Linked DNA regions of Homo sapiens: region 1 is linked to region 2. The links are chromatin loops, found by intact Hi-C in ENCODE. Cell type or tissue: CD14-positive monocyte. All regions are shown on one strand. Each heading gives the region's core, and the rest is flanking DNA. Links, peaks and the distances in the headings are about the cores only. Region 1 overlaps SHB (SH2 domain containing adaptor protein B). Region 2 holds the start of LOC105376039 (a long non-coding RNA gene).

The links. Peaks named below come from ENCODE experiments on the same cell type or tissue, not always from the same donor. Only the 100,000 strongest peaks of a DNase experiment are listed, where the experiment ranks them.
Region 1: it touches region 2 in a loop (3.0-fold over the local background); 4 of 110 quality-filtered maps call a loop at or near these places.

Annotation. Positions count from the first base shown.
Region 1 is chr9:38,028,564-38,036,563 of GRCh38, reverse strand. The region is part of intron 1 of SHB (SH2 domain containing adaptor protein B); the gene reads left to right. Among named protein-coding and RNA genes, the nearest start is that of SHB, 37 kb to the left of the region's middle. RefSeq lists enhancers at 3,991-4,492, 5,923-6,422 and a silencer at 7,599-7,768. In CD14-positive monocyte, for the core only: no CTCF peak of the experiment used is centred there; a DNase peak (open chromatin) is centred at 533.
Region 2 is chr9:38,073,267-38,090,469 of GRCh38, reverse strand. LOC105376039 (a long non-coding RNA gene) reads left to right here and starts at 15,831. Exons shown (of 4, transcript XR_007061483.1): 1 at 15,831-15,911; 2 at 16,049-16,160. RefSeq lists enhancers at 796-865, 2,208-2,257 and a silencer at 2,204-2,498. In CD14-positive monocyte, for the core only: no CTCF peak of the experiment used is centred there; a DNase peak (open chromatin) is centred at 10,909.

The DNA of each region.
Region 1 (8,000 bases), core at 1-8,000, 47 kb after region 2:
CATCGCCGCCAGTGGCCACCCAGCCTCAGCCAAGCTCTTGCAACATTCCCAAGGGCTCTGGGGGTTCCTTGTGCCCAAGTCCTGCGTGGGCAGAGCTCTAGGCAGGCGGCACGTTTTGGCAAGTCTTTAGTGGTGTCATTGGTAAAGAGTTTGCTGTGGCTGCGCTTGTTAGGACTGAAGAAATACAGTTTTTACAGCCCTAACTTTTGTTCCTCCCAGATGCTAATAAACTGTTAGCAATTTTGGTTAAAATGTGGCTGTTTTAGAAATTCATTCCCCTGTTAGTTCTACCTCGTTGAGGTTTGGTCTGGAGAGAGGGCAGTGCCCCATGCGTTAGAGTGGGTCGGGGCGAATGTGGCTGGTGTTTCTCTGGGGTCTTCACCTTATGGGGCAGCAGGGCTTGAGCAAGAAGGCCTGGTATCCCAAGCTCTGGAACAGGAGTTTGGGCCTGTCTGTGCCTGGGTGCTGCAGGGAGAAGATCTTGGGCTCAGATTCTTTGCCTCTTGACTCACTGTATGACCTTGAGCGAGTCACTTCCCCTCGCTGGGTTTGGGAAATCACTGGGGATAATGCTGAGGTTTTGCACGCGCCTGTTTCTGCTGGAGACCAGAGAGTGATTCTCAGTCTTGGATGGATTGTATCCAAGCTCCTAGGGGAGCTTTTAGAAATACTAATCCCAGGCCCCACCTTGGGCCACTTAAATCAGAATTTCTGGGGGCCAAACTTAGGCATGGTGCATTGTAAAAGCTCCCCAGGAGTTTTTCTGATGTGCAGCTATGTTGAGAATCACTGGACTAAACCAGGAGTACTGTATGACCCTCAGGAACCTAAAATATTTTCTATATGGTAATTTACAGGAGAGGGTTGCTGACCTCTCCCTAGATTATCCACTCATGGAAGGTAGACACTGACTGAGCTTTGTCCTTCTGTCCCCAAGACCTACCCCACCGTGGGCATTGCTGAACTTCAGGATGTGATTCTGTGCTTCTCCCATGGCACCCAACCTTTCACATGCCACTGGGGAAAGAGGTGGAGAACCTCTCTCACTGAGCAGCCTGTGAAAGTGAGAGGGAGGGATGCAGTTTTATAAGGTTGGAGCAACCCCTTCAACACTGGCTCCCCTATCCCCAGTCCTATGCTTCAGGGTACCATAAAAATCTCAGGAGGACTATAGAGTTTCTAGTGGCAAAGGATCTCAGTCTAGGTCCTCCTTGCCAAGTGCTCAACCCGCTTCTGCTTGGAGGTCCCCTGTGACAGGGAGCTCACTACCTCCCCAAATACTCTGTTATACTTTGAATAGCTCTGTCTGATCATTCTTCCTGAAATTGAGTTGAAATCTTTTTGAGAACTTCTACTGGTTGGTTCTCATTCTGTTCTCTGATCCCACAGAACACGCCTGCATCCTGTGCCAGGGGTTGACCACTGTCTTGCATGCCCCCAACAGATACCCCTGAATCTTCTCTAGTAGATACCCCTCGGTCCCTTCAATTATGCCCATGAGACGTGGGGGAGAGTCTGGGCTCTTTATCATCCTGGTGACCGCTCCTTAATTAAAGTACAAGGCCCAGGCCGGATGGGGTGGCTCATGCCTGTAATCCCAGCACTTTGGGAGGCCGAGGTGGGCAGATCACCTGAGGCCAGGAGTTCTAGACCAGCCTGACCAACATGGTGAAACACCATCTCTGCTAAAAATACAAAAAATAGCCAGGCATGGTGGTGCACACCTGTAATCCCAGCTACTCTGGAGGCTGAGGCAGGAGAATCACTTGAACCCGGGAGGCAGAGGTTGCAGTGAGCTGAGATCGCACCACTGCACTCCAGCCTGGGTGGCAGAGCGAGACTGCGTCTCAATAAAACAAACAAATGAACAAACCAAAAACATGAAGTACTAGAGAAGATTCAGGGGTATCTGTTGGGGGCATGCAAGACAGTGGTCAACCCCTGGCACAGGATGCAGGCGTGTTCTGTGGGATCAGAGGACAGAATGAGAACCAACCAGTAGAAGTTCTCAAAAAGATTTCAACTCAATTTCAGGAAGAATGATCAGACAGAGCTATTCAAAGTATAACAGAGTATTTGGGGAGGTAGTGAGCTCCCTGCCACAGGGGACCTCCCAAAGAGCTGGACGTGATTCTCCATTGGTCCTTTGGTTGTACAGAGTAGAGGGAGACAGTCTCCTCTCTCATGGTGGATCATAACATCATTATCACTGTCCTTGCAGCCTGTGGTCAGGTTGGCTGTGGGAAGCTGTGTTAGACCACATGAGCACTGCATCACTTTAGTAAAGGTCCCAGGCAGTGGAGGCCTCTGAATTCTTGCATACAGGTGGCAAGTTATTACATTATTTCTTCCTCCTGTCTACCTGCAGTTGGTTTTATGAGGGGCGTTAGTACACTTCCCAAAGGGCTTGCCCGCAGGGTGAGAGGTGCACATTGAACTCCCTCACCAGGCAGATGGGAAGTGTGGCCATGAGAGAGAGCTTCAGGGGCCCTGGGTTTATGACATCGCTGGGCCAGGAATGAGGTTAATATTTTTAATGGCGAAGGGTGAGCCCCGTTATTACCCGAGCTCATTCATCAATGGCAGAACCCGTTTCACCTGTTAAGTGCCCTCGGTGTGGGTAATTCATGAATGGGAATCCAATTTTCTTTTTAAAACCCAAGCCACCTCCCCCTTCTTAAATCCAGGAGGTGGTGCTGGGGGGGTGTCAGGATTTTACAGCAGTTTTTTCCTGGGTAGGAAAGGCTGTGGACAGCTTTGAGGGCCTTTCCTGCCTTACTCACCAAGCAGGCCTGCGTGAGCCAGTCCATAAGACTGAGAGTTATGGAGAGGCTGGGGCTGCAACAGCTCTAGTTGTGGGACCCAGGATAGATGGGAAACTCGGGACCACCTGTTTTATCCTGTTGCCCACTGATCAGAGGATGGGCATAACAAAAATATGGGGAGGGGGAGTGTAACGAGACCACTCAGGTGGACCCTCTCCAAGCCCTTCCGAAATGATTGGTCAACTAGGGCATTGGATTAATTTTAATTTTTATTTTTTGTGGAGGCAGGGTCTCCCTATATTGTCCAGGCTGGTCTCGAACTCGCGGGCTCAAGTGATCTTCCCAAATTCTACCAGCATGAGCCACCGCACCAGCTGGGGTATTGGTTTAAATGTCTCCAAGGAGTACATTTTTCTGGGATCTGTGGGTTGGAAGGGCCCCCTCCCCGAATTGGCTGGCCCCAGTCACTGGTGTTATCCCTGATAAATGGGCATGATCATGGGGCACCCATAGAGGTGATGGGGTGCTCACTTTTATCTTAGGAAAGCATAGGCTTTAAATTATTCCCAGATGCCCCATTGGAGCCAGCACCTGCTTTGAGGGTGATTGCAGGCTAACCATGCTGACCCTGAGGGCCGCCTCATCTCCTTAGATCGTCCAGTCCTCACTGCATTGTGGATGCTTGGTTTTCTAATTCAGCTGGTCTCACCCTAACCAGATGAAAATGGAACCACTTCTACCATAAAATTCCATTTTCTTGCTGGTTCTGATGAGAAAAATCAGGTTTTCTTTACAGTCATGTTTGAAAATAACAACAGCCAGCATATTTTAGCACTTAGTACTTAGTGCATACTGGGCCCAGTACCAGGGCTCACTCTTTCTAGAGAAGCAGGTTTTCCTTCTGGCTGTCATTCCCTCCTCTGCCTGGCACGGGTATGCTTCCATGTGCAGAGGTTTGGTGTTGGGGTCCGGGGCCTCTCCATGGGGACAACTTCAAAACAACGCTGGTGCTCATTCTGTGTAACTTGAAGACAAGGACTGTGCCACGCTGCACTGGCTTTGGTATGTGGGGAAGTAGGATCCCCCAGGCAGGAGGGATACGGCTGGTACAGGGTGGAGGGAGAGGAGAGCTGGAAGCCAGGCTTCAAAGGCTGCAGGCGGAAGCACTGCTTCCCCAGGTGTGGCCCGGGCAGGGCAGGTTGCAGGTGTGCCGGAGTCACAGGGCAGCTGAGGAAGGGGAAGGGAGACTTCCAGCACTCAGCTGACTTAAGGGAGTTGTCAGGTGGCCTTTGCTCACGGTTGGCGCAACTGAGCCAAGCTGGCAAAGCTGCTGCTTCTTCCTGTCAAACTTCCCTTCAGAGATCTCTTCCTGTTGCCCAGAAGGAGCCTGGACTTAGAAACTCATACAACAGGCTGTAGGTAGCCCAGGAGAGCCAGAGCTTTGGGGTGACGCTGGCCTGGGTTGAAACCTGCGTAGCCTTCTGTGCTCTGAGGCCTTGGCAGGGTTCCTAGACATTTCTGAGCTTCGGTTTTCTCATCTGAAAATGAGGTGATTAGGAAGGATGAAATACGATGATGTACGTGAAAGCACAGAGCCAAGAGCCTGGCTTGTAGAGAAGGTGCTCTCTAGGCGGTGCCCCCTCTGTAAGCATCGTCCCTTAGCCTCCTGCCTGTTCTAGTCCTCTAGAACACTCAGGCGCTTGGAGGGTCTGGTCCGAGGTTCTCGGGCCCTGGCACTGGAGGATCCCAGGCTCTGGGACTCAGCCCCCATGAGTCCTGCCCGGTCCCAGGTCTTCACAGAGAAGTGGGTGAAGAGAGAAAGCTGGGTGGTAGGTTGAGGTGTCTTGTGATAGCCAAGTTATCAGCAAGGGGCCTGCCTCCCCTTGATTTACTCATCAGCAGTGGATCAAAGTTTGCTCTTTTGAAATGGGTAAGTCTGGGATTCAGTTCAAGATACCTTTGCCTCCCTTTCAGGATAGAATGTTTCCAGTGGCAGGTGATTTATGACTTTGCATTTGGAAGGAGATTTTACAATGTGCATTAATAAATAAGGGCCATTCTGGGCCCGATTCATACAGCCGTTGTCAAGTGCTGTGTTGGTGTTTCATGGAAACCAGCTCCCGTGATGGTCTCAGATGTCCCCTTAAAGCGGAAGGGACACAGGGTGGGAAGAGGGTCTGGAAAAGTCAGTGCTCTTAAGCAATAACATGCACACCAGACCATTGACATCATAGGAAGGCTTGGTTTCTAAAGTAATACTAAAAGGACTGAAACACTCACCTGGGGTAATGCTTCCCTAGAAAGCATGGTGATCTCCAATGAAATTAGAAAAATGGACGGTTAGGGGTTTCTTATGAAGCTAAACTTACTCACCTTAAAGGACTATGCTTTATTCTCAATTTCCTTTTTACCTTTTTACTGTTAAATTGTTATTGTCTTTATCTTTTTTCGTTTGATTTTGTTTTGTTTTGTTTTTTGAGACATAGTCTCTCGCTCTGTCACCAGGCTAGAGTGCAGTGGCGAGATCTCGGCTCACTGCAACCTCTGCCTCCCGGGTTCAAGCGATTCTCCTGCCTCAGTCTCCCAAGTAGCTGGGATTACAAGCACACACCACCACGCCCAGCTAATTTTTGTATTTTTAGTAGAGACGGGGTTTCACCATGGTTGGCCATGATGGTCTCTATCTCCTGACCTCGTGATGCTCCCACCTTGGCTTCCCAAAGTGCTGGGGTTAAAGGCATGAGCCACCATGCCCAGCCCTTTCCTTCATAAAATGTGGGTGAAGACAGATGGCGGTTGGGTTCTTTTAGTGTGCGTGATCTTGTCTTTCCCCCCTTTTTTTTTTGTATAATTTTTTTGTATAGTAGTCCATGAAATCCAGGATTCTGGCCCTAACAACCCACTCTACCCATTCTACAGATGGGGAAATTGAGGAGCTGATAGAATGACTTAGCTAATGGTGCCCTGCTGGCAAGAGGAGGGGATTACAGTCTGGGCCTCAAGCTCCCCATGGAAACTTCTGGATGTTGGTGTTTGGGGAGGGGTCATCACGATCAGCTACATAATTTGCAGGGCCCATCCCACAAAAAATAAGAATGTGAGGCCCCTCATTTAAAAATTATTAAGAATTTCCAAATGGTGATGGCAGGCTGTTAAACCAAGTGCAGGGGCCTTTTGCGACTGCACAGGCCACTCACCTGTGAAGCTAGCCCTGGAAACTATAAACATCAGTCCCTGATATACTGGCATTTAAAAATAAGAACCTAATGTTCTTAACCCCAGAAATAAAGTGCATTGGGCCCGGCCTCTTAAAATCCCCGTTATGCCTGACTTAGAGCATTTCCTCTGCTCTCTGCAGCCCTTTGTGAGGAAGCTTGAGGTTAGAGAAAGCAGCAAGTGGGAGGAATCGCAGCAGTGAGGCCTCTTATATACCTGGAGGAAAGAGGTGGGCAGGTGGTGTTTATCTGGGCTCATTTTGCTGTGTCGTCTACAGAGTGTGCGCTCTGGGGGCTCAACATCTCTGAGGGGGGAAGTTGTACATGGTCCAGGACTAATGGATCTGGGGTCCCCTGCCCCAGGCCAGACCTGTGTGGGCTTGGTTGGGTGGGCAGTTGCTCTCTGACTGGGAGCAGCAGCTGGTGTGATAGCTGGGTCCAGCCAGATAGCTGGTTCCATTGGCCACAGCTGCTGGTCATGCCCTCACTGGACTTTGTGGTTTAGGGCAGACTGCAGCCCTTCTCCCTTTCCCCACTGGCTGTGAGAGTACACCCACATCCATCTCGCAGTGATGTGGAGAAAACCAGTTGCAATGCATGCTGTTGTGCTGAAGCATATGGGAGTGTGGGCATACTTGCTTGTGTACACGCATGCACGTGTACATCTAGGTGCAGGGGCAGATGCTGTGCAAATGTGTACACATTTACTTATTTATCAAATACTTCAGCAGTGCTTACCATGCATATTGGTCTAAGCATTTGACAAATACTAACTCATTTAAATCTCATAGCAGGCCGGGTGTGGTGGCTCACACCTGTAATCCCAGCACTTTTGGAGGCTGAGGCAGGCGTATCACTTGAGGTCAGGAGTTCGAGAGCAGCCTGGCCAACATGGTGAAACCCTGTCTGTACTAAAAATACAAAGATTAGCTGGACGTGGTGGCGTGTGCCTGTAATCCCAGCTACTCGGGAGGCAGAGGTGAGAGAATTGCTTGAACCAGGGGATGGAGGTTGCAGTGAGCCTAGATCACGCCATTGCACTTCACCCTGGGCAACAGAGCGAGATTCCATCTAAAAAATAAACAAATTAAAAAAAAAAATCTCATAGCAACCCCATGAGGGTAGGTCTTGGTATTATTCTCATTTTATAAATGAGGAAATGGAAGCACAGAGAGATCAAGTATGTCATGTAAGTTGCCCAAAGTCATGCAGCCAGAAAATGGGCAAGCACTTGAGTAAAACCTTGCTTGTCTATACTGTTGTATGAATTGTCCCTTATTGGTAGGACTTCTGGCTTTGCCCTGGAGAGAAATGGCCCCATAGACCCTCTGTAGATTAATTTGCTCATTGACTCCCCCAGCATTTACTCACACCCCTTTATGCCAGGCTGGGGCTGGGCAGAGTTGATTGGACCACTTGGTGTTGAAAGCTTTGGGCCTGGTGGAGATTTCAAGGCAAAGGCTGTGGTGGACTAGAATCATTTACATGTTTACAAATAGGCTTCTGGCTAGGATGCAGTAAGGGGTCCAGGGCCATGAAGGGAAAGCTCCAGGAGCAAGGAGGGTTCCCTGGGCCTGGGAAGCTCGGTGGTCCTGTATCCACTTGTCCATGCCCTGGCCCTGGAGGGCTTGATCACAGAGGAGCAGCAGGCAAGGTGCCCCCTCACCCTCACCCTACCACCCCGTGGAATGGCAGGTGACCAGGGAGGCAGAGAGCATGCATCTGTGTGCTGTATTTCATTTCTTTCTGGTCCTTTTTCTATGGATATAAACACATTTCTTTGATGTTATATTTTAGAAAAATGGAATCCTTTTATAAGTACTGTTTTGAGACCTGATTTTGTCAATTGCTGAGATGCCAGAAAGGATTTTGTTTTAATGAATAAATAGACTCCTTAACTTCTTTCACTGGCTGTTAGTATGTCTCCTCAGCTAACTCAGCCTGCGCTGGAGCTGGCCTTGCCGGGTTAGAGGTGCCACAGGCCTTCTGGCTGGAGTTCCTCTTCGCAATTCTGGTGTGG
Region 2 (17,203 bases), core at 6,793-14,792:
CTGCTTTGAAACCTGCGACCTAGGTCGCAGTTCAGGGTTCCCCCCCCCGCCAACCCCATTTCTGGTTTGCTACCTTCATGAGTCATTTGGCATTCTTGACTCTGGGCTTCACGGGGACCTTTATGAACTGTCAGCAAATCACTTGGTGTCACTTTGTTATTAACGGTCACCGTCCCCATCCCCCAGGCAGAGATGAATGGAAAAATCTCAAATTTGTTCATCCTGTTGAAGGTCACTGTGTCTTCCGTTTTTATGTTGGCGTCTTTATTTCTGAGATCTTATCTCCTTTTTTTCCCCCTTTGAGATTCATTAACATCATGATGGGAAGGAATTCATTACCTTCATGGCTGTTGGGAAGAGAGGCAGGCAGGGGGGATCCAGCAGAATGGAGTGTCTGAAGCCTACAGCACTGGCTGTGAGGTGCAATGAGATAACCAGGTCTTCAGGGTGGGCCCAGAGCTGCTACAGGCTGGTGGCATTTTGTGCCAACTCTTGGGGCGTGTCTAGCTTCCACCCAGGCTGGGCCTTCCAGAGGTTATCAGCAGTGAGAGAAGCAGCTGCTAAACCTTCACCTACAGAAGAGTAGGCTGGGCAATCTGCAACCAAGTCAGAGGCTGAGGACATGAAAGGCAGTCCTCAGGACCCTCCCCTCATCCATAAAACATGCCATGCAGAGTCATTTCACCCCCCAGCATCCATTCACTGTTCCAGAAAGGTACACCTATTCATCTTTCTCAAAAATGTTTATGGAGAGGAATTATCAGCAAGAGAAAACAAATTCTCAGGCAAGATACTGCCCTTTGTGGGATATCTATTTCTGTAGAACCCTGACAATGGGGATGATGTCTGGTTTGACTGCGGTATGCCTGAGAGCACTGGGGAGAGACAAGCTTTAGGAAAATCCCTGGGGCTGGGGGGATTCTGCTACCCTGATGCCTGCCTATATGATGGCTTAGTTGAAAGACAGATGTTGAAATGAAGTTTCTGAGATTAAAGGAAAGTGAAAGGGGGTGTTCTTTACTTGTTGATACACTCAAAGCTTGCACAGGCTCTCAGGCCAGAAGACATGAGACAAAAACTAATAATGGTAAGAAATGACCCCCCACTTCAACTCAGCTGCCTCAAGCAGGAGGATTTTTCCCATCAGGTGCCACAGACAGAGGACAGAGGACCTACGAGCTTCTCAAGAGCCTCGAAAAATGTTTCATGCACTACAAAAATTCTCATTGACTCCAAGTTACAAAATGAAAATTCCACAGTCAAAATGTAATGAAATGCCCTGAAATTCTGTGTTACATCAACTCTATACATCGTTATACTTAGTATCTGTAAATTTTTTTATATTTGAAAAGAATTAGCAGATTCTTTCACTTCAAGGAATTCCTAACTATGCACAATGATTTCTAAGAAACCACAGCCATTGAAAATAAAATTAGCAAAATAATCCTCAAAGTAAAATTATTAAAATGCCCCCAAAAACTATTTTAGAGAAAATGAATTGCATTTCCAGTGGGATGTGGGGGCATTTTGGTGTGTGCTATGTCATGGGTCAGTGCATCTAGAAATTATACTGCTCAGCTTCTACAAAGGTCTGAACAATCCTGGTCCCAAAGGACCAGGGCCTCCTCAAAAGTTGTAAAGAAAGCAGGTGTACACAGGCAGAAGTGAGAAAGACATGGTCTTTGCAGCCAACTAACTGTTTTGTTCATGTCACTCAGAGACCATTGAAACTGAAAGGAACCCTGGTCATCATGGTGCCCAGTGCAAGGGTGGGGCTGGTCTCTCAGTCTCCAGACATCAAACTTATTTGGTAAGATGAGACACCTGAGGCTCAGAGAGGGAGAGGTCATCACCTAAGGACACACAGTACGAGCTTTCATCAGGGGCCATAGACACAGGATTGAGGAACTACAAGGTTAGAGATCAGACTCCAGACCCCTGCCTCCCAGACTCAGTCCTTGCCACTGTACTATGCCTGGGCTTCCTGCTTCCTTCTCCAGGACACTGAGTCATCCCCCATCCTTAGCAGAATATGTGGGTCACTGGACATTCACTTGCTGGTTTAATTTTGGAGATTCTAGCTCCTATTCTTAGATGTTTATCAATGTTTGCCATCCGTCTGTTCATCCTTGGGCTTTCCTAACCTTGGTCCAGGCACGCTGCTTCCTAGGCCTTCTGGTTGGAGGCCCACTTTATCCTGTGCAAATCACCTAGGCCAAGATTCCCCTTCCAGCCAGGGCTCAACTAGCGGACCAGCCAGCTGGCTGACCCCACAGCCACAGCAATATTTTGGCACCTGGACCATGCCCTCTCTCGCCCCCTTGTGGCCACTCGGAGAGGTGCACCACCTGGGACTCAGGGTCCACCCCATGTGTGCCAAGTGCATTTGAGCCAGCTTGATTATTATTTCTCAAAAGGCTTCCTTATTCCTGGATGACCGTTACTTGGGCAGCACTAACTCTTCTCCACTCCTGCTCTCCCATTTAATTGTCCATGGCAGCCTCAGACTCCCCGTTTGATTCATCAGTCCATCAACTCCCAAGGATTCTTGAGCACCAGTCAAAGGCGATCAATCTGTGGATGAGGATGCAGTCCATGGCGGGAAGTTACAGCCAATAAAGGGCAGCTGAAGCACTCATCAAAAATTTAATAATTTGTGGTTCAAATTAGACTGTGCCAAGAACTTCAAGAATTAAGAAATGGGGTAATGTAGCTGTGGAGGTCCCAGCGAGAAAATAATCAAATTGGTCTTTGGGAGACAGGAAGTCTTTTGAAAACAGAAGGAAAGGAAGAAGAGAATTCTGGAAGAAAACAAAACCCATGAGAAGCAATAACTAACAGCCTGAGCAACATGGGGAAACCCTGTCTACACCAAAGATACAAAAAATTAGCCGGGCGTCGTGGCATACACCTGTGGTCCCAGCTACTTTGGGGGCTGAGGCAAGAGGATCACTTCAGCCTGGGGAAGTCAAAGCTGCAGTGAGGCAAGATCATACCACTGCACTGCAGCCTGGGCAATAAAGTGAGACCCTGTCTCAAAAAATAAAATAAATTAAAAATAAGTAATAACTAAGGTAGAATTATGGTTTAAATAGTATTTCCAAGGAAAAAGATAAAATGGAGATGAACTTTTTTTTTTTTTTTTTTTTTTGAGATGGAGTCTCGCTCCTGTCATGCAGGCTGGAGTGCAGTGGTGCAATTTTGGCTCACTGCAACCTCCACCTCCCAGGTTCAAGCGATTTTCCTGCCTCAGCCTCCCGAGCAGCTGGGATTGCAGGTGTACACCACCACGCCCAGCTCATTTTTGTATTTTCAGTAGAGATGGGCTGGCCAGACTGGTCTCGAACTCCTGACCCCAGGTGATCTGCCCCCACCTTGGCCTCCCAAAGTGCTGGGATTACAAGCATGAGCCACCGCACCTGGCTGAACTCTTTCTTATTATCTTCTCTAGGTGCTCAGATTCCTTTGTTAGTTCTTTTTGCAAAGCACACACCACACTCTGACTCTGCAATGTTTACATGCTCTCCCTTCTGCTATTCATTAAGACCCTCTTGGCTGCAAGTAACAGAAATCTAACTGAAATTAGCTACAGTGAAAAAGAAATGTATGGATGGATATAACTGAGAAGGACATGGAGAACACTGCATAAAGTAAGCCTTCAAATCCAGGGCTGGCACAATATAATCAGTGTGCTCTCTTTTTCAGCTCTGTCTTTTGCTCTGCTTTTCACTGTTTGGGGGCCTCATTCTCTCCTCCCACAGCTGGGCTTCCTCTAAGTGTCAGGGATAATGGCTTCCAAGGCAACCAGTTTCACATCCTTCCAGCTGTGACCCTAAGAAATAGTAAGAAAATGTCTTCTCCACTTGTCTCCAAGGAAAGCCTTTCCTTGACCAGCACCCCACTTCTCTTCTCTCCCCTGGATCACAGGAGCTAGAAGCCTGGGAACTACATGTTCCAGAATCCCTGTCTTCAGAGTCCTGCATCGAAAAACACCCATGAGAAGCACTTGCCAAGATCTAGAAGGTAGAAAGAAGGCAGAAGCCAGATTTTTGCCCCTCTGGCAATGTCAAACTTTGGGCTTAGGCAGACATGGCATTTTCCAGCAGCTTCTAGGTACTTTCCTGAAAATCTCAGGCCTTGGGATTGGAGGCAACTGAGATCATCCCTAGTAGTTTTCCGAGTTCCTTCAAATTCCCTATCTGTGAAAGCTAGTGACAAAACCAGTGGCCTTCCTTGACCTTGGCTTGTCCAGACTGTCTTTTGAGTTTTGTTTGTCCAGATTTTCCAAGCACCTGATTGCCTTCATTAAATCCCTTTCCACATGGAAGGCCTAGAGTGGTTTCTGTTTGTGACTATACCCCAGGTGATTTATGCATGCACCTTGTGTGGGAGTATGGGGAATGAGGGAAGTCAGGGAGAAAATCCTAGGAGCCAAATCAAGAGCAAATAGTCGAAGAAATGTTCAGGTAGGGGACGAGGTAAGACCATGAAGGGTGCTGAGTGCCAGACAGACTCGATGTGCTGGGGAAAAAGGAAGCCAGGTGAATATGATGACAAGGGCCACATTTTAGGACAACCCATGGTGGCATGTATGGGACAGATAAGGATGAGGGCAACAGAAAGGAGGCAGTAGCAATAGAAGTGCCCTAGAATGGGGAAATGGGAAAGTACAGAAAAGGGTGTATTTGACAGGTGTGTTGGAAGAAAAAGCAGGATATTTTGGTATATTGTAATTAAGGACTTAATAGTGGCTGCCATTTATGAAGTTATGATTATGCATCAGGTGACGTGCTAGGTTCTTTACTTATATTTGTTATAATCCTGCAAGGCCAAAACCATCTATATTTACAAAGAGGAAAACCAGGTTCTAGGAATATTCTTTGATAGGCTCAAGGTCAATCGGCCAGGGACATGAGCCAGAACTTGAGCTCTCCTCTGCTGCCCTTCACAGCGTACATTCATCCCACCAAACTGGGCTGCTTTTTTTCCCACTCCGGGCCTTTTAACAACAAACAGCCACGCTCCATCCTCACCTGGTAAGAGGCAGTGGCAGATAATCAGAAGAGTAGAGCCTCTGTCCCCCTGACATGAAGCTCTTAAGAGGGAATGACCAGTCAAATCCAAATTGACAGATATTCTGTAAAACAACTGGCCTGATCTCCTTAAAAAACGTCAATGTTATAAAAGACCAAAAACAAAAAAGACTGAAATACTCTTTGAGATGAAAAGAGACTCAAGAGACTTGACAAGTAAATGCAGTAAGTGATCCTGGATTGAATCCTAAATAAAAAAAAAAATACTATAAGAAACATTTTGTAAACAATTGGGAAAATAAGCCAGATACCCGTTAAATGGTAATGTATTGATGTGAAATTTCCCAAGTGTAATCATTGTATTATGGTTCTGTGGGAAAATGCCCTTGTTCCTTGGAGATAAACTGAAATATTTAGAAGTAAATCAACACAATGTTCCCAAGTAATTCTCAGATGGATTAGCAAAATTAGTTAGGTAGCTGGGTAAGGTAGACAGAGAGAATGCAGATGTGGCAGAATGCTAACCATTAAAGGGTCCAGGGGGGTTACCATACAATCTTTCCATAGTCTGAAATTTTTCAAAATAAAAATGAGGGAAAAAACCTTAAATGTATCCATTGCCCCACCCCTGCAAGGGAGAGAAAGGAAAAAAGAGGAAGGCCTTTAAGTTGAACATGCCTGAGTTTGCAACAAAGCGTCTGCCACTTCCTAGCCGTGGGACCTCTGAGCCCTCAGCTGGAGAAGTGCGCAGTAATGCCAACCCACTGTGCTTCTGTGGGGGTGATGTCAGACACAATCGGTGTGAAGCCGGGAGCTCAGCATCTAGCACAGTGTTCTCACTGTTCATATTTGTTCTCTTCCCTTCCTCCTTCCTAATCCCCATTTCATCTGCAGAATCCATTCAACTGGGCACTGAGGGAGATTAGCTCAGGATAAATAAGAAAAACTATGGATCCTGCAGGGCACACAATGGAGACGTGACGCCCCTGCAGGGACACTGACTGCAGCCTGCCTGCCTACCTGTGATGCAGGCTGGCCAATCCTCTGAATGTCAGACTTTTGGCTGGGGACATCGACCAGCCAAAAGTCAAAAATGCCTCCATCCCAGATTTTGTCACCCACAATTTGCTGGTTAATATCACAGATGAGAACTCAGACACAAACCAGAGTTTCTCAAAGTGGGGTCCCTCAGCCCATTGGCAACAGAATCGGCTGTGGCTCAGATTCCTGAGCCCCACTCAGCTCTGTTGAGTCAGCTTCCCTGGAGTGGCCATGGGAGTGTCCATGCTAACACTGATGTCTATGTGGCTCCGAGGCACAGTCGAGTCTGAGTGCCCCTGACCTGCACTGTGGCTGTGGGAGATGTGCTACCTTATTGCAAAACTGGTCCACTGGAGGAGTAAATTCCTGTGGTGAGTGCCTAATAATAACATGCAAAGGCTATACCTACCACAAAAATGTCTGTCAATAGGAGCAAACAGAAATACAAATCGACTTGTACATAAAGATAAAACCGGGCCTGGCACGGTGGCTCATACCTGTAATTCCAACACTTTGGGAGGCCAAGGCGGGTGGATCACCTGAGGTCAGGAGTTCAAGACAAGCATGGCCAACATGGTGAAACCCCATCTCTACTAAATATACAAAAATTAGTCAGGTGTGGTGGTGGGCACCTGTAATCCCAGCCACTCGGGAGGCTGCAGCAGGAGAATCACTTGAACCCAGGAGGTGGAGGTTGCAGTGAGCCGAGATCGTGCCATTGCACTCCAGCCTGGGAAACAAGAGCGAAACTCCATCTCAAAAAAAAAAGAAAGATAAAAGCATGAGGCTTAGGAAGAAAGCAGTGCTTCTCTCTGGCCTGCGCCAGCTCCTGACTCAAAGTGTGCAAATGAGACACTGCCCAGCCTTGGAGTGAGGAGGTCCATAGTCTAGAGCCCCCAAACAATCATTGCATCTTAAGACTGAAAGGATCAGAGTGGGCTCGAAGGCCTGGGCAGAAGAAGCCCCTCCACCCACCACGACTCTGGAAAACCACAAAAACCAACAGTTCTCTCCTTCAGACATTTGCAATACGCAATGATTCTATAGTATCTTGTAAATCCTAAGAGATCCAGAAATCCTAATGAGGAGATGCTCACTTAGATTCTGCTCCAGATCTGCCAGTGCCTCTCTGCACTGTGCCCAGCAGCCTCAGAGGACTCTGTGGGGGTGGATGCTCTGTCGGATGCCACTTAGGTGAAGGAAGATGACAGCAGTCATCTGGGTTCCCTGAGGGCCCTGAAAGAGCTTGTTAGTGGATGTTTGGTTTGGAAGGTTACTGAGCTCCTTCCTCTCTCTTCCAGCCCAAGAGATCAGACCATTTGGCCAGGAACATTCCCTTCCAACTCTGAGAATCCTCCATGCCAAGCTAGCTCCTGCTCAGGGCAGGCATCTCCCCACAGGGTCTGAGCTATTTTAGGAGACTTGATATCCCGCACTCAGCCCTAGGGAGGGGAAGAAAAGGACAGACAATTGGGCGATATCCACCCCCATCCCCAGACTGAGAAAGATGACAGACGGCCATTTGCAACTTTAACTCTTTCTTGGCTCTGGCAAAGACCAATGCATCCCACTTAGCAAAGCCTCAGATGGCAGCATGGTAACCATTTCAATTCGAGAAAAAAAAATAACAAAGTGTAGTGGGAGAAAATTATGCATGGAAAGTGACTTTTAAAAATTGCCTTTAAATATTACAGCCAAAGTGAGAGGCTGGAAATTGCATCAGAACATTTTTTGGTGTGGTTTAACACTGAAGAAATCAACCACTTTCCCAACTGCAGGGCTTCAAGTAATATTTCATCTTTTCAGGAACACCCAAGTTTAGTTTGACAAAGAGGAAAATTGGATTAAACTCTTCAGATTTAGGGTGTTTTCCTGGCACCCTAGCACATAAAGTCACTCACAAGTAAACCCAGGTAAATTTAATCTTGGTGGTTTCAATGTTTAATGCCTTTATGTCCTTTTTTTTTTGAGACAGGGTCTCACTCTGTCACCCAGGCCAGGCTGGAGTGCAGTGGCACAATCATGGCTCACAGCAGCCTCGACCTCCTGGGCTCAAGCAATCCTCCCACCTCAGCCTCCCAAGTAGCTGGGACCACAGGCACACGTCACCATGCCTGGCTAATATTTTATTTTGTATTTTTTGTAGAGATGGGGTTTTGCCATGCTGCCCAGGCTGGTCTCGAACTCCCGGACTCAAGCAATCCACCCACCTTGGCCTCCCAAACTGCTAGGATTATAGGCGTGAGCCACAGTGCCTGGTATGTCTTTTGTTTCAATTGTTACCGTCAGTATACAAAGCCCAGGTCCAGGAGCTGGGTGGGTCTAACATCTGGACTTCTGTGCACAGACAGGATGCTCTGCAGGAAGATGTGGAAGGGAGGGAGAGATGGACACAGCCAGCAGGAGGAGAGTCTGCAATGATTCTACAAAGATAAAGGTGCCCTTTTACACATGGTGGTGTGGTTTAAGGCCGGAGGTAATAACTGAGATTTAAGAACTGTGACTCAGTGAATGTCTGTTGGATTCAATCCCATACACAGTCACTGGGGCTAACACTTGGCAGGCACTCGGCCACCCACCAGGGTGGGCAGAAGTAAATAATGCACAGCCCCTGCTGCCTGGTCTCCAGACCTCTCTCAAGAAGAGGAGGATCACACATCCTGGGCACCTGGTAATCCCAAAGCTAATCCCCCATAGAAGAAAACCTAAAGGTGCTGGTGGGCACGTAGTATTTAAGTCCTCCTCAGTTGCAGAAAAACACTGCTGTGTTCTTGATCACCACTTGCTTCTGAAGCAAAGCAAGCACAGCCTCAAGGTCTGACCGCCCACCCAGCCCTGCAGATATCCGCAGATATTCTCTCTCTGCCGGCACCCTTAGAACACGGGGACTCCTTGGCACCTGGCTGACCTGTGATGTCCTCTGACCAGGCCTGATTTCCTTTCTCCCCACGTTCACTTCCTCCTTGCCTACAAGCTCCACAGATCCTTCTGCCAGACCTTCAGGCTCTCTGACCCAGACCTTTCTGCCCCTACATGCCCCTGTGTACTTCTGACTCTTATGGGCCTAACTTGACCTATTGCCAATAAGCCCCAGGTTCCAGTGGTGGCCTTCAAGACGGCTATCAGTCTGAAGTTTGGGACTGAAAAAGCCACTGCACTCAGTGGATTTGCAGCCTCCATAATCTATGCTGCACTTGCCAGATGCAGGCAGTTTGACCATTAAGATGCATCGCTACAAAGCAATTCAACTCATTTGCTCTCTTAGCACCCACCTGTAGATCAGGGCCCTGCGTACACAGCCCCTTGAGTAAGGTCACCAGAGAAAATATACAGCATTCAGTTATACTTGGATTTCTGGTAAATAAATAAGAATTAGCTATAAGTATGTCCCAACTATTGCATGGATGTCCTTTGTTGTTGTTTTTGAGACAGAGTCTCCCTCTGTCACCCAAGCTAGAGTGCAGTGGCACAATCATGTCTCACTGCAGCCTCAACCTCCCAGGCTCAAGTGATCCTCCCATCTCAGCCTCTTGAATAGCTGGGACTACAGGCTTGCACAACCATGTCCAGCTAATTTTTTTATTTATTTATTTTTTTTTTTTTAGGAGTCTTGCTCTGTCGTCACCCAGGACAGAGTGCATGGTGCGATCTTGGCTCACTGCAACCTCCACCTCTGGGTTCAAGCGATTCTCCTGCCTCAGCCTCCCAAGTAGCTGGGGTTACAGATACCCACCACCACGCCTGGCTTATTTTTGTGTTTTTTTTTGTAAAGACAGGATTTCACCATGTTGGACAGGCTGGTCTTGAACTCCTGACCTCAAACAATCTGCCTGCCTCAGATTCCCAAAGTGCTGGGATTACAGGCATGAGCACCCAGCATAATTTTATTTTTTTGTAGAGACCAGGTCTCACTATGTTGCCCAGGGTGGTCTCCAATTGCTGGGCTCAAGCAATCCTCTTTGCCCTGGCTTTCCAAAGTGCTAGGCATGAGCCACCATGCCCAGCCTGTTTTGTTTTTTCTAAATATGGCAGCCCTATCCTAAGACACCTCTACTATCCTGAATGGAAAACAATGATCTGCCAGCTCCCGTTTTGCAAACAGGGAAACTGTAGCCCCAGAGATCACAGAGGATGTCAGGTAAGAACTCAGGAGTCTTGACCCCAGACTGGAACTCTTTGCTTCCATTACACTTAACTTCGCTAAAGGCATGTACCCTCTTGCTAGAGGTGACTGTTAGTCACCTGGAGGTGATTTCAAAGGGGTCACTGAGGTCATAATTTATGACCTCTCTGCTCCACCCCATCCTCACCTCCACCCCCCTTTCTATTGCTGTAGGTATTAACAGAAGCTATCCTGGGTTATGGCCATTCTGGGACCATATCATTAATGGCCACCTCAGGGAGGAAGTGGGCTGTAAGCGGCAGGGTCAGAGACAGCTGTGAGTGAGAGCCCATCATTGGGTAACACAAGGACAAGTGGGATTTGAAACAGGCAAACACCGGGCAAAGCATGTTGGGAGAGGCCCACTTAATTCACAGAGACACTTGGAATTAGCTGTAAATTCTCTGGGAAGAGATCAAGGCAGCGGCATAAACAGCTCAATTAAACTGTTGGCTCAATGCTCAGTGCGCGGTAATGGTCAAAACACAGACTTTAATCTAGATATAGAGGATTATTTCTCGACCCGTAATGAGATTCCTAAGATTAGTTGTACCTGATGTGGAGAGAACAGCAGCTGGCTCAGCGACACTGGGGACAGGCTTACATGTCAGCAGGACTGGGACTCACGTGGAAGCGGCTAACTGGATGCCACAACTTTCCTGGAGCCCCCTCCGGATGCCAGGAAGGCAGGGATGAGTCATGTTCTGCTTCCTCAATTTAAGAGATCTGGGAACAGAACCCCAGAATGCATGTGCTTCAAAAGTACAGCAAGTCAACACAGTATGGCTCTGGCATAAAAACAGACATATAGACCAACGGAAAGAATAGAGCCCAGAAATAAACCCGAGTATATATGGTCAACTAATTTTCAACATGGGCACCAAGAACACACAATGGGGAAAGGACAGTCTTTTCAATAAATGATATTGGGAAAATTGGATTTTCACATGGAAAATAATAAAATTGGACCCTGACCTTACACCAGACACAAAAATCAACTCAATATGAATCAAAGACCTAAATGAAAGACCCAAAGCTGTAAAACTCCTAGAAAAAAAACACGAAAGAAGAGCTCCTTGACACTGGCCTTGGCAATGATTTTTTTGGGGTATCACACCAAAAGCATAGACAATGAAAACAAAAATAAACAAGTGGAACTACATCAAGTTAAAAAGCTTCTGCATAACAAAGGAAACAATCAACAAAATGAATCGGCAGCCTAAAGATTGGGAGGAAACATTTGCAAACCACATATCTGATAAGGGATTAATATTTAAAAGATGTAAGAAACTCACACAACTCAATAGCAAAAGGGTTTTTTGTTTGTTTTGAGATGGAGTCTTGCTCTGTCACCCAGGCTGGAGTGCAGTGGCACGATCTCGGCTCACTGCAACCTCCACCTCCTGGATTCAAGCAATTCTGTGCCTCAGCCTCCTGAGTAGCTGGGATTACAGGCACCCACCACGCCCGGCTACTTTTTTGTATTTTTAGTAGAGATGGGGTTTCACCATCTTGGCCAAGCTGGTCTCGAACTCCTGACCTTGCGATCCACCTGCCTCGGCCTCCCAAAGTGCTGGGATTACAGGTGTGAGTCACCGCGCCTGGCTTTTCTTTTAATTATTAAATAACTCAATTAAAAAATGGGCAAAGGGCTGGGCGCAGTGGCTCATGCCTGTAATCGCAGCCGTTTGGTAAGCCAAAGCAGAACTCAGGATCACCTGAGTTCAGCATTCAAGACCAGCCTGGTCAACATGGTGAAACCTCGTCTCTATTAAAAATACAAAAATTAGCTGGGTGTGGTAGCAGGTGCCGTAATCCCAGCTACTTGGGAGGCCGAGGCAGGATAATTGCTTGAACCTGGGAAGCAGAGGTTGCAGTGAGCTGAGATTGCACCACTGCACTCCAGCCTGGGTGACAAAGCATGACTCCATCTCCAAAAAAAAAAAAAAAAAAAAAAAAAAAATTAAATTAAAATGGGCAAAAGGACCTAAATGGACATTTCTCCCAACAAAGACATATAAAATAGCCATGATATATAGGAAAGGTGCTCAACATCACTAATCAACAGGGAAATGCAAATTAAAACCACAATGAGATACCACCTCCCACCTCTTAGGAGGGCTGTTATCAAAGAGACAAGAGATAACAAGTGTAGGTGAGGGTGTGGAGAAAAGGGAACCTCTGCACACTGTTGATGGGAATGTAAATTAGTGCAGGCATTATGGAAAACAGTATGGAGTTTCCTCAAAAAAATTAAAACTAGAACTGCCATATGACCCAGTAAACTCTCTTCTGGGTATATACCCAAAGAAAATGAAATCAGCATCTCATAGAGATGGTGAACTTCCATTGCAGCAGCTTTCACAATAGCCAAGATACAGAATTAACCTAACATTCACTCAATGGGTGAATGGGTTAAAAAATTGTGGTGGATACTCCATTTACTCTGATGTGATTATTACACATTGCATGCCTGTATTGAAATATCTCATATACCCCATAAATACATACACTTACTATGTACCCATTAAAATTAAAAATATGCTGAGTGCAGTGGCTCACGCCTATAATCCCAGCACTTTGGGAGGCCAAGGTGGGCAGATCACTTGAGCCTAGGAGTTCGAAACAAGCCTGGACAACATGGCAAAAACTTTACAAAAGTCTCTACAAAAAACTTAAAAAGTTGGCCAGGCATGGTGGCACACAACTGTAGTCCCAGCTACGCAGGAGGCTGAGGTGAGAGGATCACTTCAGGCTGGGAGGTTGTGGCTGCAGTGAGCCAAGATCATGCCACTGTACTCCAGCCTGGGTGACAGAGCGAGACCCTGCCTCAAAAATAAATAAATTTTAAAAAAATGATGTACACACAATGGGACACTATCCAGCTTTAGAAAAGGAGATACTGCCATTTGTAATGACATGGATTAATCTGGAAGATGTTCCACTAAATAAGTCAGATACAGAAAGACAAATACTGTTTGACCTCGCTTGTATGTAGAATCTGTTTTTAGAAAGTTGAATACATAGAAACAGAGGGGAATGGTGGTTACCAGAAGAGGGGAGAGGACAAGATGGGGGAGAATGGGGAGATATAGGTCAACGCGTACAGATACGTAGAAAAAATAAGTCTAGAGCTGTAATGTACAGCATGAGGACTCGTTAATAATATTGCGTTGGATACTGGGTATTTGCCAAGAGAATAGATCTTAGGTGCTCTTACTGTGTCCTGAAATTGGTGGGTTCTTGGTCTCACTGACTTCAAGAATGAAGCCGCGGACTCTCGCGGTGAATGTTACGGTTCTTAAAGACGGTGTGTTCAGAGTTTGTTCCTTCTGATGTTCGGATGTGTTGGGAGTTTCTTCCTTCTGGTGGGTTCTTAGTCTCACTGACTTCAAAAATGAAGCCGCGGACCCTCGCGGTGAGTGTTACAGTTCTTAAAGGTGGTGTGTCCAGAGTTTCTTCCTTCTGGTGGGTTCGTGGTCTCGCTGGCTCAGGAGTGAAGCTGCAGACCTTCGCGGTGAGTGTTACAGGTCTTAGCGGCTCGTCTGGAGTTCTTCGTTCCTCCTGGTGGGTTTGTGGTCTCACTGGTTTACAGGAGTGAACCTGCAGACCTTCACAGTGAGTGTTACAGCTCATAAGTGCAGTGTGGACCCAGTGAGCAGCAGCAAGATTTATTGCAAAGAGCCAAAGAACAAAGCTTCCACAGAAGGAAAAGGGACCCCACCAGGTTACTACTGCTAGCTCGGGCAGCCTGCTTTTATTCTCTTATCTGGCCCCACCCACATCCTGCTGATTGGTCCATTTTACAGAGAGCGGATTGGTCCATTTTACAGAGAGCTGATTGGTCCGTTTTGACACGGTGCTGATTGGTGCCTTTACAATCCCTGAGCTAGACACAAAAGTTATCCACCTCCCCCTTAGATTAGCTAGATACAGAGTGTCCACACAAAGGTTCTCCATGTCGCCACCAGAGTAGCTAGATACAGTGTCAATTGGTGCATTCACAAACCCTGAGCTAGACACAGGGTGCTGATTGGTGTCTTTACAAACCTTGAGCTAGATACAGAGTGCCAATTGGTGTATTAACAATCCCTGAGCTAGACATAAAGGTTCTCCAAGTCCCCACCAGATTAGCTAGATACAGCGTGTCAATTGGTGCAATCACAAACCCTGAACTAGACACAGGGTGCTGATTGGTGTGTTTAGAAACCTTAAGCTAGATACAGAGTGCCGATTGGTGTATTTACAATCCCTTAGCTAGACATAAAGGTTCTCCAAGTCCCCACCAGAGTAGCTAGATACAGAGTGTCAATTGATGCATTCACAAACCCTGAACTAGACACAGGGTGCTGATTGGTGTGTTTAGAAACCTTGAGCTAGATACAGAGTGCCGATTGGTGTATTTACAATCCCTTAGCTAGACATAAAGGTTCCCCACCAGACTCAGGAGCCCAGTTGGCTTCACACAGTGGATCCTGTCCCGGGGCTGCAGGTGGAGCTGCCTGCCAGTCCCACGCCGTGTGCCCACACTCCTCAGCCCTTGGGTGGTCGATGGGACTGGGCGCCGTGGAGCAGGGGGCGGCACTCCTCAGGGAGGCTAGGGTGGCGCAGGAGCCTACGGCCGCAGGGGGAGGCTCAGCCATGGCGGGCTGCAGGTCGGGAGCCCTGCCCTGCGGGGAGGCAGCTAAGGCCCGGCGAGAAGTCGAGCACAGCAGCTGCTGGCCCAGGTGCTAAGCCCGGGTCGGCGGGGCCGGCTGGCTGCTCCGAGTGCAGGGCCCGCTGACCCCACGCCCACCCGGAACTCGCGCTGGCCCGCAAGCGCCACGCGCAGCCCCGGTTCCCGCCCACGCCTCTCCTTCCACACCTCCCCGCAAGCTGAGGGAGCCGGAGCCGGCTCTGGCCTCAGCCAACCCAGGAAGGGGCTCCCACAGTGCAGCGGCGGGCTGAAGGGCTCCTCAAGTGCCGCCAAAGTGGGAGCCCAGGCAGAGGAGGCGCCGAGAGCGAGGGAGGGCTGCGAGGACTGCCAGCACGCTGTCACCTCTCATTACCACACACACAAAAAGGTCACTATGTGAGATGATAGGTTAACTTGCTTAATTTGACCGTAAAAATTATTTCACTATGTATATGTATATCAAGACATCATGTTATACATCTTACATATATATATTTTAAACCATAGTAAGTCTGACATGCTCCTACCTCCAGGCCAAGGCTAGCAAGCTGAAGTGGACGGAGATGTCCAGCTGTTACCTTCTGCTCTTCCACCCTCCACGATATCAATTGCTTCCATCCACTCATGCATTCAATAAATAGTTATCATGTGCCTACTATGACTACAGGCACTGTTCTGGACACTGGAGGTATGCAGTGAACAAAAGGGCAAAGATCTCTTTCCCGCTGTGGGGCAAGACAAAGAATAAACAAGAAATATATGTAAAATATACAGTAGGTGAAATGAGGAAGAGAGTTATCGGGAAAATAAAATGAGGAAGAGGGATGGCAAGTGTTGAGCAGGGACCGCAGTTCTAGACACTGTGCCCAGGGGAGGCCTCACTGAGCATGTGACATTTAAATAAAGTCCTGAAGGAAGGCACAAGTGTGCCTAGAGGCTTCAAAGAACAGCAAAGAGGCAGCCTGGCTGCAGCAGGAGAGAGAGGACAGCATAACAGGAGGTTAGGAGTTTAAGGGGACCAAGTCATATAAGGCCTTACGGGCTACTGTAAGAATTTTGGCATTTCCTGTTAGGAAAATCAGGATTCCAGGGGGGATGTGAAGAGAGGAAAGACATAATCACACCCATTTTTAACAGGATCACTGGCTGCTGGGGTGAGATGGAAGCAGGGAAGATGGATAAGAGACTCCCACAATAATCCAGGCAAGAGATGAAGGAGTCTTGGTCCAGGATGGTAACAGTGGAGGGGGTGAGTAGTGGCCAGATTCTGCATATACTTTGCCGACGGGCTGGGTAAAGTAGGAATGAACTAAGGGGTCATGGATGACAGAAGTTTTTGCTTTAGATCTTTACTGAGTTCTAATAACTCCCAAATCTACACCTCCAGTCCAGACTTGTGCCCTGACCCTCACAGCTGTTTATACAGGTAGCTAATGCCAAGTCAACCACCTTCTCCTTCCTGCAGTATCACCTTTCACTGGGAAGTGGTTGGTCACCACTCACTAAGTAGCCCAAAGGCAAAGACTTGAGAGTCAGGCAGAGTCTGTCCTCTAAAATGACTTAACACCCTTTCACTACTTCAACGTTATTTATTCATTCAACAAAAGTACTGAGTGCCTTCTGTGCATTAACTACTGTTCTCTGCACCATTTTCTGGTTCCTTAACATTCCTTTAACTGCTCTGCCTACTTTCTGTCTCTCCCCAAGAAATACAACTTCCACACTGCTTCCCAAATAATCTTTATAAAATGTAGAAAACATAAGGTAATTAATTTCCTTGCTCAAAGACCTTCAATGGCTCCCTATTGCCTACAAGATAAAAAATTCTCCTGAGTTTGATATTGAAAACTCTTCCTGATGTGGTACAGCCTACCTTTCTACCCTTACCCACCATTCCATGCATTCAGAGATTCTCAGCTACTCCACTCCACTTGACAACTCACTATGGCCCAAGTGGTTTACCACATGTTCCTGCTTCTATGCCTTTCACGATGTTGCTCTCTCTCTCTCCGCATGGAATTCTCTCGTCTACTTCTACTATATCATAATGCTACTCACTCTTCAAAGCCCAGACCAGATATCACCTCTACTAAGAACCCACTATGATCTGCCCCGCCCCATAATTAAAATCTCCCTTCCCTATAGCCCCATAGCTCTTTGTCCCTTGTTCTGTCCTGCACTTCTCTCATCTTGCCTTGTATAATTATTGGTGAGAGACTGTGGTCCAGATCATCTCTGCATCCTACAGGGCCTGGTACACAGACAGGGGACTGACGTTAACATTCAATGGAC